2 separate regions of the Homo sapiens genome follow, and region 1 is linked to region 2. A link is a loop called in an ENCODE intact Hi-C map of the cell type or tissue named here. Cell type or tissue: MCF 10A. All regions are shown on one strand. Links, peaks and the distances in the headings refer to the core of each region. The heading gives the core; the rest is flanking DNA. Region 1 overlaps LOC107986432 (a long non-coding RNA gene). Region 2 overlaps ARRDC3-AS1 (ARRDC3 antisense RNA 1).

Region 1 (9,316 bases), core at 2,181-7,180, 190 kb before region 2:
GAATTGTCCCTGTCACTGTATTTATTATACCTTTTGTTGTTTATCTTGCTCCACTGTACTGTATACATTTTCTGTGTGCAGAGACAAAGTGCTTGGGCTTGGTAAATGCTCAGTAAACATTGATTGATTGAATAAACACAATACTTTACTTAGGGCTGAGGTAGAACTTGAGTGATAGCACAATTGGAGGTGATAGGAGGAAATCTAGTCAGGCTGATGGAACTTGGTGCACAGTATGTGTGCTTACGGGCAACAGGTATCAGTGATATCCAAAAAAGAAGTTCTCGACAAGCCATTGGTCAAATGGCAGAAGCCCAAATATGGGAAATCCAGAAGTGGCAGCACGCAAAAGTACATGTACATGGAGAGATAGAATTAGGAAAATCTGTCAGCCAATAGCCAAATCCCGCCATTGGATTGGTGTCAGAGGAGATTACAGTCATTGAGAAGGCATCCACATCAACAAGGCAGAGGCCAGGTTCTAGAATATAAAGTTATCAAGATAGAAATACAGATGTTTTTAGAAGTGGGAGCTTCCAAAACCAGGTTAAACGGAAGCAGTGGTTCGGTTTCATTAAGAAGGAAAGCAATAGTAGCAGTCTGGCAACAGATGTTATTGGTCCATTTTACAGATCAGAAAGCTGAGGCTCAGTGAGAATATGTAAACTTGTCGAAGGCCATACAGCTAATTTAAATTCGTGATTCTGGTTTAAAAATAAAGCCTACCTATGTCGGGTGTGGTGGCTCACACCTGTAATTTCAACACTTTGGGAGACAGAGGTGAGTGGATCACTTGAGATCAGGAGTTCAAGACCAGCCTGGCCAACATGGTGAAACCCCATATCTACTAAAAATACAAAAATTAGCCAGGTGTGGTGGCACACACCTGTAATCCCAGCTACTCAGGAGGCTGAGGCAGGAGAACCGCTTGAACCCGGGAGGCAGAGATTGCAGTGAGCTGAGATCATGCCACTGCACTCCAGCCTGGGCAATAGAGTGAGACTCTGTCTCAAAAAAAGATGTCAAAAAAAAAATAAAATAAAGCCTAGCTAAATCCAAATCCAATTATTCTTCTTTTTCTTACTTTAGCCTGTAACTCTTAAAAATTTAGTTACTGGAACTGGTAAGTCAGACTAGCTTTGTAACTCGATTTTGAATCTTTCAGACATCTTGCAGCACTGGACTAGAACTCCTCAAATTAGCTCTTAATGGTTGCAGAGCTGGGGATGGAGCTGAAACTACAACAATGGTTCTCAACCTTGCCTGCACATTGGAATTATCTCCAGTGTTTAAAAAATGCAGATGCCTAGGTTCCACCACCAGAGATGATAATTTAATTGATCTGAGGTATGGCTCATGCATCAGGACTTTTTTTTTTTTTTTTTTTGAGACGGAATCTCGCTCGGTCGCCAGGCTGGAGTGCAGTGGCGCAATATCAGCTCACTGCAACCTCCGCCTCCCGGGTTCAAGAGATTATCCTGCCTCAGCCTCCTGAGTAGCTGAGCCTACAGGCATGCGCCACCACACCCAGCTAATTTTTGTATTTTTAGTAAAGAAGGCGTTTCACGATGTTGGCCAGGATGGTCTCAAACTCTTGACCTCGTGATCTGCCCACTTCGACCTTTCAAAGTGCTGGGATTTACAGGCGTGTGCTACTGTGCCTGGCCACATCAGGATTTCTTAGGGTCCCCCTAGATGATTCTAATGTGCATCCAAGCTGGAAACTACTGGCTTAGAAGCAGAAGTCAAGAGGCCTCAGCTGTTTGCAGAGGAAACCTATGGTCGCTTGTATATTTCAATGGGATAGGAAAAATACTAGAAGACTCATGGGCTTGCATTTTTTTTTTCTTGAACAAGTGGACCATAGCCGACTCTTTGTTTTTCCAGTTTAACCTTAGAAAATATGCCCAAAGTCAACAGGTATACAATTAACCTTACAAGTCAAATGGTTCCATGTTCTTAGATTCTAAGTGCTAGTTGTGTGTGACCCTAGGCAAGGTTTTAGAACTGAATCTCCCAAATTGCTCATTACTATTCTATGCTTGGCTAAAACTCTTACATCACCCCACAATGGAATGTGACCCAAGTCAAGAAGAAAACAAAAACATTTGTGTTGTTTTCATGATTAGTAATGGGAATGAAGAAGGATTGAGGTATCTCAAAACAACTTGTACTTTTCCCAAACTATTTAAGACCTGATTCATGTAATACTTACTAATCTTGATGCCTACAAATGATACAGTACATGTATAATTTCTGGATGTGTAAATTCTAGACATTTAATTTGCTTGGACCAAATCCTAATCATAGAACTTGTTTATTATTTAAGGTACACACTTAATACAGCAAATACAACAAGTTTCCTATCGCCAGCTTCCATGATCAGAATTCTTGTGCACAGCTCCCTAATAGGAAACAATTAATTATACAATAAATACATGTTTGTTTAGGGTCACTATACATCTTTGTGTGCCTGGAATTGTCCTGGTTTACACCTGTCATTCCAGAATAATTATTAATAGCACCCTCTCTCACTCTCAAAATTGTTTCATTCTTGGTGATAAATTTTCTGGGTACCCTTACACATAGCTCACTCAATCTGCCCTTGCTCTGAAACCACTATAGTGATACATCATGTTTGGAATGTGGTCTATTTCTATTTTGAACACTCCAATAGCTATTCAAGAAAATAAGGCCATTGAAACATTAATCAGTGGATCAACATGTCTTCTTTACATTTTTAAAGAAACATAGAACTGCTTGAACAAATAGGAAACAAATAACAAACTGATAGACATAATCCTAAATATATCGGTAATTACATTTATTCCAGCATAAATGAACTGTAAGTAATTGTATTGTCAATCGATTAACAACGTGATGATAAAACACCATTTCCTCAAGCACAAGGTGATAGTGTGGGTTTCTTGTGGCTGCATAGTTGTCTTTCTCCTTGAACGTGCTCCATCTGGCAATGTCACAAATATCACACAGTCCTCTGAATAATTAGACTACCTAGACAAAGTTTTGAAGCATTATTATCTAGCACTGATCAACCAAAAGTACATACTTGTCCAGCATGGAAACTCCTTGACTCAATCAGCACATCTGACCTGGATGAAATCCAAAAACTGAACAGGTTGTAGGTTTTGCTACCTCTGGCACATAGCCAAAACTTGTGGTATGATTTATCTCAAACTATGAACAGTATATGCAGATAGTGGTTCAAGACTAGCGTGACCAAAATAAGGTTTTGAAAGAGAAGGGGGACACCATAATAATTACACTAGCCCAAAATGGATAATTTGAGACTGTCTTGGGTAAACCAGACTACAGTCACTCTAGTCAAGACAAAAAAGAAAAAAGAAAAAGAAAGCAGGACATTGCATTTTATCTACTTCCAAATCCAAGGATTGCTCTTCTAACCAAATCAGGCTGCATTTAGAGAGATGGGTCACAGTTAACAAAATGATTTCTGTATTTCATGGTGTACTCTCATTTCCTTGTTTTATTTATCTTCCAAGTATGTTCTTTTATAGAAGTATATTTTATGGCAACATCAATGAGCAAGAAAATGTCTTGGGGAAAAGTGTCCAAGATAATAAAGGTTCTGGAGAAAAAGAGTCATTTGAGAAATGGGGTGCATTATTTGTATGAAATCTGACTTCAAACACTGTAAGGAGTGTCATTTTTAAGTAGGAATGGGCACGTGCTGAACTCCACGGAGCAGAGCATAAACAGATAGATGTTTTTAAAATCCAAGGAAGCAAATTTTAATTCCACATAAGGAAGAACTTTAACACTTACTGGCAACAGAATAAGTTGCTGAATAGAATAGAAAATATATCAGTATGGGAAGTATACAAGTAGAAGCTCAGTAGCCATCAGTAGTGTTACAGAGGAATTTTGTTTGTTTGTTTGTTTGTTTGTTTTTGAGACAGGGTCTCACTCTGTCACCCAGGATGGAGTGCAGTGGCACAATCACAGCTCACTGCAGCCTCAGCCTCCCAGGCCCAACCAATCCTCCAATCTCAGCCTTGCAGTTAGCTGGGATGACAGGCGTGCACCACCATGCCTGGCTAATTTTTAAATCTTCTGTAGAGGTGTGTTGGGGTAGGGGGAGGGGTTGGTCTCCCTATGTTCCCCAGGCTGGTCTCCAACCCCTGGGCTCAAGCAATGCTCCTGCCTCAACCACCCAAAGTGCTGAGATTACAGGTGTGAACCACTGCGCCCGGCTTCAGAGGAGTTTTGATGCACCAGGTGGCGCTGGTAATTTAAGGTTCTCTCGTGAAATTGGTCTTTTCACCTGGCCAGCATCTTATTCCTTCTTCTGGTAACAGCATCCCATTGTTCTTTGTTGAACCACCTCTCCCCCATTTCTACAAGGTATGGTAGAGCTAAAATCATCCTCAGCTTCCAGAAATGGGCATCTGATCCTTATATAGACATTCAGTGACTTTTATCTCGTTGGCCAAGAAAGGGCACATGGTCCACGCTCGGAAAATTTGAAGCAGTCCTAAGACTTTTAAGGAAACTATTGGGAAAAAGAAATCGTTTCCTTTACAGGTTGCTGAAAGGGTAAGAGGTAGGCCCAGAACTTCTGGCAACTATCTTGCTAGCAAGTCGGGTAGGGCTTGCCTGAGAATGACACCAATACAGAGGAAACTATAGCCAAGCAGTGGAGAGAGGGAGACTGAGTCCTGGCTCTTTTTTTAGCCCATACATCTAATAATGTCTGAAGCCAGATTAACCTCTGGATTTTTAAGTTCTGTGTGTCAAGACATTCCCTTTCATTTTTAAGCCAGTTTGAGTTCAGTTTTTAAAAATTATTTGAAACAGAAAGAATCCTGAATAATACAGGTCCCTTCCAACAAAATAAAACTTGATTATACTAACATGTACTCTATATATCTAGCTTGGCAGATTTCTAGTTATTTCTAGTAGATTTCTAACATTTCTAGTAATGCTTTGATGGTAGTTAGATGCAGTTACTTGCTGTAAGTAATTGGAAATAATAAAACCTCATTGTTTTAAAAGTGAGTATTTCACATTGATATAGACAATCTTTCCCATTTCATTTGAATTAATGAGATGTTGCTGCACAATATATGCTTGGTTTATCTTATGCTGGTGATCCTCAACCTGGGGCTCCTAGAAGTGGTAATGTTAACGAATGCATTTTACTTAATATTAAAATATTTTAAAGTACGAGGTCCATGGCTGACTTTTAAAAATAAATATTTGTAAAGGGGTTGTTTAAAAAGAATTTTTAAAAAGGAATTCATAACAGTAGTAAAATATTGGGAAATGCCTCAACAAATGCTATGGTAGTTGATATCATGGTTTCTAGCAACTCTAGCTGGAGTTAAGCAGGAAAGGAATTTATTAAAAGGATAGTGAATAATTTGTAAACACATTGGCAGGGCTGGAGAGCCCAATTTCAGGATAAAATCTGAAAGTTTCACACTAAGTTTAGCTTTATTGTTTATAAGGAAGTAATATTAATAGGTGTCTTTGCCATAGTCACAAGAAAAAAGACCCCTGTTCTTGATTTCTTCCATCACTAACCCTTAAAGTCCAGTTCTGAACCTAACTAAGTCTCATGACAATAAACTGTCTTCAAAAGAAGCTGTTAAATGTCTGGCATTGTTAGCCTCATTAGCGATAGACTCTTTTTGCCCCACACCAAGATTCATGAGTAGGAATTCTCAAATAGAGTATAGAATGGGACTTGGTTGCCATACAGTCAAAATGAATCACGAATGTCCACTATAAGCCAAACTTCCGGCAGCTCAACACCAACTTACAAGCTTCTCCCCATGCTTAAAGTTCCAGGAAAAAAAAATGTTCCTACTTAACTTAAAGTAACTATTCTTCCTCATATAAAAGGGACCAGTTGAAGTTTCATCCAGATCAAAATTCAGGCATTCTGGAAGATATCCAATTATTCTGGAATTGTGCCATGGTATTGTCTCAATATTCTGTAAACTATGGACTAATTTGTAAAAGCCACTATTAATAAAGAAATAATAGAACGGAGATACAAGGTAGGAAAAACAGTTAAGATTTATACATATATACATGAAAGAAAATATGGGTAGGTGTTACAGTCTTATTTCTATAATTCGTCTTGGTGCTGTATTTGCACTGATGACTCAACTCCTCTATTATCAATTTCAAGTTTCTTTTCCCCTCAACCAAGGATTTACCTATACCTTGATCCTGAGAAAGCTGTCCCTTGATCATTCTTCCCATACTGGGTTGCTGTGGATTTCCTTTAACTTTTGATGCTGGACATGGCAGTATTAAGAAGCACCCCAGAGGATTGCTGGATTTCTACCAACACCCTTCTTGATCCTATTGCATAATAGCAACACTGTTTCCCCATTATAGCTAGAATCATCATTTCTGTCATATCATAGTCTTCTTTTGACTTTTCATCCTGTGGTTTTAGAATTGGAAACGAAAAAGTGGCAAACTCAGTTTCCAATGCAATTAAGCCAGTGTTTACTTGGTACCCTGTGGAAGCAACCCTCCTTTGGCCTCTAAGACCCCCTAAACCAGCAGAGCCCAGGGGGACTGGAGTGTGATGCAAGCTTCTGTGATTCAGCCACTATGTGATTTTATGAGAGGTGTCATTCCAGTTCTGCCCCTTAATTGCTAAATTCATGCATTCAGGCCATGGAAGCATTGGTACCATAAAATTGTCACAGCTTCAGACCACATACCATATTTCATATGCTAGCACCCCAACTGCACAACGTGTTAACTTCTGGCTGGCATCATAGTTGAATATTTGGTATCCCATCTTATAGTTTTATAAGGCAGACTGCTACCATGTATCATGAGATACATGGTAAAGTCAGTAATCCCATCAACTTTAATCCATTTTCTTATTTTTAACTTTCTCAATTAGAAGTTATACTGTATGGTACTTCTTGATGGAGAATACATTTAATAAGTCTATAAATGGTAAGGCTGACAGAAACATATGGGGAAGAAAAAGCAAATACAGTAGTCCCCCCTTATCCATTGTTTTGCTTTCCAGTTTCAGTTATCTGCAGTCAATAGTGGTCCAAAAATATTAAGTGGAAATTCCAAAAATAGACAACTAATCAGTTTTAAATTACACACCATTCTGAGTAGCATGATGAAATCTTGCACCATCCTGCTCTGTCCTGCCCTGGACATGAATCTGGACATGAATCATCCCTTTGTCTGATATATTCACACTATACATGCTACCTGCTTGATACTGTATAGGAAAAAAACATAGTGTATGTAGTAGTCCTTTCTCATGCTGCTATAAGGACATACATTTTATAAAGAAAAGAGGTTTAATTGACTCACAGTTCCACAGGGCTTGGGAGGGCTCAGGAAATTTACAATCATGTCAGAAGGGAAAGCAAACATGTCCTTCTTCACATGGCAGCAGGAAGGAGAATGAGTGCCTAGCAAAGGGGGAAACCCCTTATAAAACCATCAGATCTTGTGAGAACGAATTCACTGTCATGGGAACAAGATGGGGGAAACCACCCCCATGATTTAACTATCTCCACCTGGTCCCTCCTACAACACATAGGGATTATGGGAACTACATTCAAGATGAGATTTGAGTTTGGACACAGCCAAACCATATTATTCTGCCCCTTGCCCCTCTGAAATCTCATGTCTTCACAATTCAAAACACAATCATGCCCTTCCAACAGTCCCTCAAAGTCTTAACTCATTCCAGCATTAGCCCAAAAGTCCAAGTCCCAAGTCTCATCTGAGACAAGTCCCTTCTACCTGTGAGCCTGTACATTCAAAAGTAAGCTAGTTACTTCCTAGATACAATGAGGGTACAGGCATTGGGTAAATACACCCATTCCAAATGGGAGAAATTGCCCAAAACAAAGGGGCTACAGGCCCCATCCAAGTCCAAAATCCAATAGGGCAATCATTAAACCTTAAAGTTCCAAAATGATCTCCTTTGACTCCATGTCTCACATCCAGGTCACACTGATGCAAGAAGTAGACTCCCATGACCTTGCGCAGCTCTGCCCCTGTGGCCCTGGAGGGTACAGCCCTCCTCCCAGCTGCTTTCATGGGCTGGTGTTGAGTGCCTGCAGCTTTTCCAGGTGCACTCTGCAAACTGTCCTGTTGGCGGATCTACCATTCTGGGATCTGGAGGACAGTGGCCCTCTTCTCACAGCTCCACTAGGCAGTGCCCCAGTGGGGACTCTGTGTGAGGACTCCATCCCCACAATTCCCCTTTCACATTGCCCTAGCAGAGGTTCTCTATGAGGGCCCTGTCCCTGCAGCAAACTTCTGCCTGGACATCCAGGTGTTTCCATACATCCTCTGAAATCTAAGTGGAGGTTCCCAAACCTCAGTTCTTGACTTCTGTGCATCTGCACACTCAACACCATGTGGAAGCTGCCAAGGCTTGGGGCTTGCACCCTCTGAAGCCATGACCTGAGCTGTTCCCTAGCCTCTTTTAGCCACGACTGGAGTGGCTAGAGCACAGGGCACCAAGTCCCTAGTCTGTACACAGCAGGGGGGCACTGGGCCAGGCCCAGAGGGCCATTTTTCCTCCGAAGCCTGCGGGCCTATGATAGGAGGGGCTGCGGTGAAGTTCTCTGACATGCCCTGGAGTCACTTTCCCAGTGTGTTGGCCATTAACGTTCAGCTCCTAATTACTTATGCAAATTTCTGCCCTGGGCTTGAATTTCTCCCTAGAAAATAAGTTTTTCTTTTCTGTTGCATTGTCAGGCTGCAAATTTTCCAAACTTTTATGCTCTGCTTCCTCTTGAATGCTTTGCCACTTAGAAATTTCTTCTGCCAGATATCATAAATCATCTCTCTCAAGTTCACAGTTCCACAGATCTCTAGGGCAGGGGCAAAATGCCTCAGTCTCTTTTCACAGCAAGAGTAACTTTACTCCAGTTCCCAACAAGTTCCCCATCTCCATCTGAGACCACCTTATCCTGGACTTCATTGTCCATATCACTATCAGCATTTTAGTCAAAGACATTCAAAAAGTCTCTAGGAATTTCCAAACTTTCCTACATCTTCCAGTCTTCTTCTGAGCCCTCCAAACTATTCCAACCTCTGCCTGTTACCCAGTTCGAAAGTTGCTTCCACATTTTTGGGTATCTTTGTAGCAGCACCCTACTCTGCAGTACAAATTTACTGTATTAGTTTGTTCTCATGCTGCTATAAGGACATACACAAGACTGGGTAATTTATAAGGAAAATTGATTGACTCACAGTTCCACAGGACTGGGGAGGCCTCCAGAAACTTACAATCATGGCAGAAAGGGAAGCAAACATT
Region 2 (9,316 bases), core at 2,005-7,004:
ACTTACAGAAAAATTTAGATAATGAATGATAAGAGTGAGATAAAGCTTTGTTTCTTTTAAGTTCCCTGCTGGCTGGAAGAGAATAGAGAGCTTGGAAACAGATGCTCACGTATTAGAAATGTGATATATGAAAGAGATGCTATAAAAATCAAGGAAAAGAGCATTATTCTATAAATGATGCCAGGGCAATTCTTCACCCACATGGAAACAAATAAAATTAAATTCTTACCTAACATCATACTAAAAAAATATATTTTAGGTGTATAAAAGACTTCAGTGTGAAAGAACAGCTTTAAAAATTCTAGAAGAAAATTCTTTATGCCCTCAGAATAGTGATTTAGAAAAAAAAAAGACACAAGATATAAAAAACACCATAAAGCAAAAGAAAGCAATCTGCACAGTGAGTACATACATGGGTATTCTTTAATATTACTTCATGTGCATTAAGGACAAGCATTAAGAAGTAAATATATGTGCCATAGATTGAGAGAGATATTTATAGCGCTTATTATTGACTTTCAAAGAAATGATATTGCAAATATATAGAGATACCTACAAAATTAGAAATAAAAGGCCTGGTGTGGTGGCTCATGCCTGTAATCCCAGAACTTTGGGAGGCCGACTGGAGGATCGCTTGCGCCTAGGAGGTTGAGACCAGCCTGGGCAGCACAATGAGACTTCACCTCTATAAAAAATTGAAAAATTAGCTGGGCAGTGGCTTGTGCCTGTGGTCCCAGCTACTCGAAAGGCTTAGGTGGGAGGACCGCTTGAGCCCGGGAAATCAAGGCTGAAGTGAGCTATGATTATGCCACTGCGCTCCAGCCTGCACAACAGAGTGAGACCCTGTCTCCAAAAACAAACAAACAAAAAACTTAATCAACTCAATAGAGAAACAGGTAAAGAGATGAAGAGGCAAAGATGCTTAATCTCCCTGGTAATCAGGAAAAAAGAAATTAAAATCTTTATGCAACATCATTTCATACACATCAGATTGCATGAAATCAGAAAATTTCATAAAAGGATGTGTTGGTGTGGAGGAGAAGAAAGAACTTATACTGCTGGTGAGAGGCTGTACAGGGCGATGATGTGGAATTTAGAGAAAGTGTTGCATGTGCATACAAGAAGATTGGGACAAGACAGTGATGGCAGCATTGTTCATAATACAACTATGGAAAAATATCTAATTGTTAAACAGGGGAATGATTAAGTAAATTTTATGTGATGGAAAATATGAATGAACCATAGTTATATGTGTCAACCTGTGGCTAAATCTCAACGTTATGTTGAGTGAAAAAATGAACATGGGAAAGGCTATATATAAAGTTTTAAAATGTTCCAGACAGTATTGTATATTGCTTATGGATGCTTACATATGTAGCAAAGTCACAACAGCATGTGTGATAATAATGACACACATCAAATTGAGATAGTATTTATCTCTGGGATGGGAAAAAAAATCTGATTAGTGTGTATGTGGAGGTGCCCAGATTATTTTATTTTCTGTTTTATGTTTAAAACTTACGGGAGGTACTTAGATTTTTTTTCTTTTTTTCTTTCTTTCTTTTTTTTTTTTTTGAGAAGGAGTTTTGCTCTTGTCACCCAAGCTAGAATGCAATGGCGCAAACTTGGCTCACTGCAACCTCCACCTCCTGAGTTCAAGTGATTCTCCTGCCCCAGCCTCCCGAGTAGCTGGGATTACAGGCGCCTGCCACCATGCCCAGCTAATTTTTGTATTTTTAGTAGAGACAGAATTTTGCCATGTTAGCCAGGCTGGTCTCGAATTCCTGACCTCAGGTGATCTGTCTGCCTCGGCCTCTCAAAGTGCTGGGATTACAGGCGTGAGCCACTGCTCCTGGCCTGGATATTTCTATTATTCCCTGAATGTTTTGGTGAGCTTGAAATATTTTACATTTAAAACAGAGGGGAAATTTACTATTGTTATTGTTTAAAAACATATGGCAGTAGGCATTTTCCAAAATGATGCATAACAATATAATGAATTTGATTGGATGTTGGATTTTTAGTCATCTTAAAAAAATGATGCCATCTGTTGATTTATTTGCGGTGGAGAAGAATGCCCTATATAAAGAAGTATGTTTTAAAAGTTAATTAATGCAGACAAGGTTTTTTTCCCCAGAAAAATAAAGTATTATTTTACTACAAAGAAAAGTACTGTGATTTACTTAGGTTAAAACTACTTGCAGATAAAATATGCTCTTAGTTTAATAAATTCTTCTTCTTCTTTTTTTTTTTTGAGACAGAGTCTCACACTGTGGCCCAGGCTGGAGTGCAGTGGCATGATCTCGGCTCACTGCAACCCCGCCTCCTGGGTTCAAGCAATTCTCATGCCTCAGCCTCCCGAATAGCTGGGATTACAGGTTCCTGCCACCACCCCGACTAATTTTCATATTTTTAGTAGAGACGGGGGTTTCACTATGTTGGCCAGGCTGGTCCCGAACTCCTGACCTCAGGTGATTCACCCACCTCGGCCTCCCAAAGTGCTGGGATTACAGGCGTGAGCCACTGCGCCTGGCCAGTTTCAATAATTCTTGATAAATACTTGTAGTCTAAGCTAAGTAATGCTTTCCTTCTTCAGAGTTGCAAAGGTACAAATAACCATCTCATACTTTAGTACATGGCTGTTCCTCAGTATTGTTTTCATGTAGCTGCGTGGTTGAATGGGTCATGATAAAAGTAAAAACAAAAGTGAGATCAGAGTTACATAAACAAGATCAGTTTGCTGCCTTCCCCAGGGGTCAAGTCTACCAGATGAAGGTTTAAGTAATAGCCCCTAACCCGCGGAAGATGTTGAAATACTGTTCTTTCTCATTACTGGATTATATCTTTGTTTATGTAGCATTTTTTCAAGATCTATGGACCATTTTGATGTGTTAGACATTTAAGAACTCTGTTTGTTATACAAACCATTAAAACCAAACCAAACCAAAACAAACTAAACCTTTCCTCCAGTGGGAAAATAGGCTTATTTTTAAGGTTTCCTTTTGGTTTTCCTTCTAAAATACTCCTCTCCTTTTTCTCTGTCTGCATCCTAATCTAGGTCCCCATAAGTTTCAGGGTTACATCAGGGTCATTTTGGAAGTTCTCACTTCTTCTAGATTCCTTCTTCCAGCTCCATCCCCCAATTCTAGGCAGCTCTCTACTTAAAGATGTACAGTAGTTGTTCATTGCCAACTGGATGAAATTATTAATCTCAATTTGGACTTTCCATTTCAGGTCAGCTATTCACAGAAACTGGCTTGTGACAAAGTTTTTACTGGTCCACAGTAACATGATAAAGTTAGGGTTGTATAAAGCTAAAATTATTCAAAATTAAAATTCCAATATTATTTTAGCTTTTTGTGATAAAATATTCTTCATAAAATTGAGTTGATAGTTGATGGAAGAATTTTAAAAAAATTTTCCTTGGGAAAAGTGAGTTGGCAACTTTGAGGATTGATTTCTTTCCACTATCCCACCCGTCCCACTTCTCTCCAACACACACACACACACACACACACACTCTCTCTCTCTCTCTCTCTCTCTCTCTCTCTGTCTCTGAAAATGTTTGCTGATCTGGGAAACTTAGTAGAGATTTTGTAAAATTCTTCCTTAACATCCTCATTTATTCCTGTCTGTCTGTCTGTTTTTTCTAATGTCCTCCAGCTACTTCAATACAAATGCTGCACTTCTGGTGACACCCAGATAAAATCTCCTTGCTTTCAGTTACTCTTTAACTAACACCTTGTGCTTCCTCACTCATCTGCTTTAGCACTTATGAGAATATTTGTCAAAATTTCTGGCATTGGTTGTCCCAAGAATTTTTATTTTTCAAATATGTCTTTTCTCTCCAGTTTTAATATCTGTAAAAAGAAGAACTTTTTACATTTTCTTTAATCTTTTACCCTACATAGATTGAAAATACAAAGAAGATTTGGTAAGGACATAGAAACTCTTATAAAATTTTTTTTATCATAGTAGCCCCAAAACATTGTTATATATGGGTATAATGATTTAATATTTATGAATTATAGCAACTCTTCATCATCTATTTCCAGGTTTCTACTTTCCAGGTCCACTGGTGTTTGGTGTACCCATGTGACTAATTTGTCCAAAGAGAGGTGAGTGAAAGTGATGTGTCACTTCCAGATGGAAGCTTTTTGGGCAAGTATGTATTTTCTAGCTCTTTTCTTCTGTGTTATAGAAACTAGGAATATTCCAGTTGGTGACTGACCCCTTAGTTGGGTTCCTAGAGTGAGTTTGATGTGGAGGAGCCCAAAATGACCTGCAGTGAAGTTGGAGTGTGAGCAAGAAATAAACTTTTGTTTTTTAATTTTCTGAGGTTTTGGAAGTTGTAGATTATAACTGCATAACCTATCAATATTGATATGTTTCAATTCTTAATGAAAATTTCTAATATTCTTTTTGATTATTTCTAACTTATTAACTTAAAATGTCAAATATCTATAATTTCAGTATATTCTGTATCCTACATTTAAAAATAAAAAATAGAATGTTGAAAATGAAATCATTTCAATGAGATGACAACTCAAAATCTTATAGTATCATCCAGAAACATGTAGAACAGATTTAAAAATACACAGTACTGAGATTGGCAGGTTGAGAAGAAGACACATATGAAGGGTAACTTCTTTGGAAAGAAGCAGCTATGCACAGTACTTAAGAATGAAATTTCCATGTCCCGTTAATACATCTGAAACAGTTTTACTTTCTATCCCAAACTTTAATGATCCTAGAAAGCTGGTTTGAATCAGTTTTTACAGGGTTGTTTTGGATTTAAAATAACTAAAACTTGAGAGCTGGGAGAAATTTTATTTAACACTTTTTTATCATTCATGGTTTAATGTTTAATGAATAAATTCTTCACTAAGCTTATGTGGTGAGGGTCTGGTGGTGAAAAGTACTTTTTCAACTAGATATATTAGAATGACAACAGCAAAGCAAGAATGTGGTAGGGTCACATAAAGGAGTCGTGATCTGTGGGAAATTATTTTTTATGATTCTCCAAGATGGCTGTACATATAAGCATAAAAGTCAATAAACAAGTGCCTAACCTTTAGCTCTAAATTAACTTTTGAGCGCTTTGAATGCCTGGCACAAAAATATTTAGGGGTTTGGCGCCATCTGGTGGCCAAATATCAACTTTTCAGCTTCTCTTTTATGACTAAGAAGTGAATTACTCTGCACTTTCCAATAAACACTATTAATAAATAAAATTATTTAAAATGTTGATTTCCAGAACTTGAGAAGACAAATCAAAGACAGATTTCTGTTATGTTACCTATTGTTATATGACAGAATTTCAGTCTTGAGTAGGTTCTTTTATACTTGCATTTGATTTATTTATGAAAGCATTATAGACATAAATCTGCTATCTTTTTCTTAATACAAGAGAAGACTCTTTCCCCAAAAGAAATTAGACGTGCTCAATAAAATCTAAATTTATTTTTTCACAATTCTGTAAAAGATTGAGCTAGGGGTGCGTGTGTGTGTGTGAATATCAGAATTTATTTTAAAAATGCAAGAGGGAGAGGGGAAGGAGCTGGTAGTGACATTGTTAATTGTCTGCTTTGCAATAGCAAAGACTTGGAACCAACCCAAATGTCCATCAATGATAGACTGGATTAAGAAAATATGGCACATATACACCATGGAATACTATACAGCCATAAAAAAGGATGAGTTCATGTCTTTTGTAGGGACATGGATGAAGCCGGAAACCATCATTCTGAGAAAACTATCGCAAGGACAGAAAACCAAACACTACATGCTCTCACTCATAGGTGGGAATTGAACAATGAGAACACTTGGACACAGGGTGGGGAACATCACACACCGGGGCCTGTCGTGGGGTGGGGGAAGGTGGGAGGGATAGCATTAGGAGATACACCTAATGTAAATGATGAGTTAATGGGTGCAGCACACCAACATGTGCTGTTGTACACGTGTACACATGTATACATATGTAACAAACCTGCACGTTGTACACATGTACCCTAGAACTTAAAGTATAATAATAATAAAAAAAAATTGTCTGCTTTGTACCCAGGGCTGTTCTAGATGCTTTCAGTGGATGGCCTCAATGAATTTCCGCAACCATCTTTCCAATGGGAAGTGTTGTCCCAGCTTTACTGCTGGACAAGTGTCTAAGAGGTTAAGGACATAAATGCTCAAGTTTTGTGAGAAAGCCGTTTATTTTAACAGAATGATTGCAATTGCTCATATTAAGCTATGACAGAAAAACTGGATTAACACTTTTTTTAGTCTTTTTCTTTTCAGCTTTTCAAGATAAAAGTTTCCTGTGTCTCCTGATTAAAGTGCTTCTGTGATTGTTGCTCTGCATTAAGTTGTATACTTCCTCGTTCTTTCCTTAGAGCTTCTTTTCACAATCCAGGAAGCAACTCGGTGGGGCACAGCATGGGGTAAACAAAATGCCAAGGGAGGGAAGAGTTCATATTGGTGGAATTTTTTAGTTACCTCTCTAGAAACTAGTGGAAACTTCTTTGCTTCTCTTCTTTTTACTGACAATTTAAAAAAATAAATTATTTTATTTTAGATTCTGGGGTACATGTGTCTGTTATATGCGCATGTTTTGTAGTGGTGGGGATTGGGCTTCTAGCGTACCCATTATCCAAATAGTGAGCATTGTACCTGATAGGTAACTTTTTCAATCCTTGCTCCCGTCCTACCCTCCTTCCTTTTGGAGTCCCCAGTGTCTATTCTTTCCATCTTTATGTCCATGTGTACCCATTGTTTAGCTCTCACTTATAAGTCAGAACATGTGGTATTTGGTTTTCTGTTTTCTGAGATCATTCTCTTAGGATAATGGCCTCCAGATCCATCCATGTTGCTGCAAAGGACAAGATTTCATTCTTTATGGCTGCTTTTAAGTCATTTTTTTTTCTTTTGTAGTGACTCACTTTTATCATTGTTAATTAGATTAAGTGGGTCTTTGGTTTAATTCTATTTTTAGGGTAATGTAAACCACAAGATTGCTTGTGTTCTGTGCTACTACACTTTTGTTCACTGCTGTATCTTCAGTGTCCAAGAGAAGCATTATACATATAGGTAGCAGGCACTCAATGGGTTTTAACAGAAAGACACATACACATACACACACACACACACACACACACACACACACACACACACACACACAGAAAGATAAAGAGAGAGCACGCACAAGTCAGTAACGGAAGGAAGCAAAGGAAAGGAGGGAGAAAGGCAGAAGGGGAGAGGAGCTGCTTGGTAAAGGTGCAGTAGGAAGTTTCACCTACAGCACTGGGTATTGTGGAAGTCAAGTGGAGGAAAGTTAACATCTACTGGAGGCTGTTGTGTGCCATTCACTGTTAAGCACTTTATAACTGTAATTTCATTAATCCTAAAACCAACCAAGCGAGCTGGTTATTATTGTTTCCCTTTTCACAGATGAGAAAATTGAGCTCACTGTTGTTAAGTGATTTACAGAAGGTCATACAGCTTACAAGTGGCACAGTCAAGATTTAAATTTTGTCTCTCTTTCTTATGACTTACATTTTAAATGAGTTGTTCATTTATTCATTCAGCAAATATTCATTGAACAATGTAGCACTCTTCCCTGATAATCTCAGAACCTGCAATCCTGTAGGCTAAAGATTCCCCTAAAGTATTCCTATAGGCTAAGTAATCTCCCAAAGTATTTCTTCAGTCAAAACCTCTCCTCTGAACTCCAGATGCATATACCTACATGCCTTTTTGACATTCCCACTAGGGCTTTTGTACATACCTCAAGCTAATATATACCAGTAAAATTTTAGATTATAGACCCAAACTTGTCTTTTCCTCAGTCTCCATTTTCTCTGCAAATTACATGTAACCATCAATCCTTTATAATCAGAAAATTGGGAGTCAGCCTCAACTCTAATTTTTTTAACTCTCTAATTTTATCTTCATGTTCTTAAAGCTTTACATGACCTGCACCTGCTTCTGTCTCTGACCCCATTTCCATTCTGCCTTATATCTGTTGGTCATGCTGGCAGTTTTGAAAGCTAGATCAAGTTCTTTCTCACAAAAGGATTTTGCACTTGCTATCATCTTTTTTAATACTTTCTGTATCTTTCCTCTCAGGTCTCAGCTGAAATGAAACCTCCTCAGAAAAATTTGTTCCTGACAAATTATAACTCAAAAATCAAAAATTTCTAAGGCCTTTGTTATTCTCTTTATCACAGCATTGTACTCATTTTCTTCTTAGTACTTAGAAACGTCTATAATTGTTTTACTTCTTTGTTTACCATTAAATGTCTGTATCCTTTATATACTGTAGGTCCTATGAGTTCATCAAATTTATCTAGTGTTTGTTTTTTGCTGTAAGCCTGTGGCTTGGCACTGGGCTTGGTACATAGAAGGTATTTGAGAAATATTGGTTTAATCAACAAATATTTTTCAGCGGAATGTCTTGAAGCCTATCTGTGTATTCAGAATGCTTGCTTTAAGGCACATAATTATATCCATTTTACAAACAGGAAGGTTTTTGTGTCTATCTCCAGCGTCTAGCAGGAGCTTTTTGCATAGTTGGTGTTCAATGACTATTCTATAAATGAATGATGATCAGAGAGGTTAGGTTGGTCCCCTACAGTATTGAGCTTAGGTTCTTTGGTACTCTGACCCTTTTACCTGCTATAGTGTGGGCATAAAGGGAAGCTTTGAGGAGGAGACTTTATATTCTTCTGTAATCTATAGCATTTCTTCCTTTCATCCTGGAAACCAATTCCAAGTAAATTCCAATCACAATCTATACATTTTTTTTTTTTTAGAGACAGGGTCCCACTCTGTTTTCTAGACTGGGGTGCAGTGACATGACCATAGCTCACTGTAGCCTCAAACTCCTGAGCGCAAGTGATCCTCCTGCCTCAGCCTCCTGAGTAGCTAGGACTACAGGTATGTGCCTTCATACCTGGCTGATTTTTTGTTTTGTTTTGTTTTTTCGTAGAGATGGGGACTCACTATGTTGCCCAGGCTGGTCTCGAATACCTGCCTTCAAGTAATCTTCCTGCCTTGACTTCTCAAAGTGTTGGGATTACTGGCATGGTCTACCCCACCTGACCCAAGTAAATTTACAATTTAAAGAAAAGTAGTCTGGGTGCAATGGCTCCCAGTAGTCTAGGAGGCTGAGACAGGAGGATTGCTTGAAGCCAGGAGTTAGGGACCAGCCTGGGCAACATAGCAAGACCCCCATTTCAAAAATAAATAAATAAATAGAATAAGGAAAAAAATGTGTTTGTTATGCAAACAGTCCAAGACAAAGAAGCCCCAGCTTCCA

Evidence for each region. A loop is a pair of places that touch in the nucleus more often than their neighbours do. Peaks named below come from ENCODE experiments on the same cell type or tissue, not always from the same donor. Only the 100,000 strongest peaks of a DNase experiment are listed, where the experiment ranks them.
Region 1: it touches region 2 in a loop (8-fold over the local background); 19 of 110 quality-filtered maps call a loop at or near these places.

What each region holds. Positions count from the first base shown.
Region 1 is chr5:91,222,032-91,231,347 of GRCh38, forward strand. All of the region lies in intron 3 of LOC107986432 (a long non-coding RNA gene), which reads right to left. Among named protein-coding and RNA genes, the nearest start is that of LUCAT1, 88 kb to the right of the region's middle. In MCF 10A, for the core only: a CTCF peak has its summit at 4,252 (motif pointing right); a DNase peak (open chromatin) is centred at 4,260.
Region 2 is chr5:91,414,654-91,423,969 of GRCh38, forward strand. ARRDC3-AS1 (ARRDC3 antisense RNA 1) reads left to right here. Exons shown (of 3, transcript NR_027435.1): 2 at 4,056-4,118; 3 at 4,202-6,062. Among named protein-coding and RNA genes, the nearest start is that of ARRDC3, 36 kb to the left of the region's middle. In MCF 10A, for the core only: a CTCF peak has its summit at 5,130 (motif pointing left); a DNase peak (open chromatin) is centred at 5,138.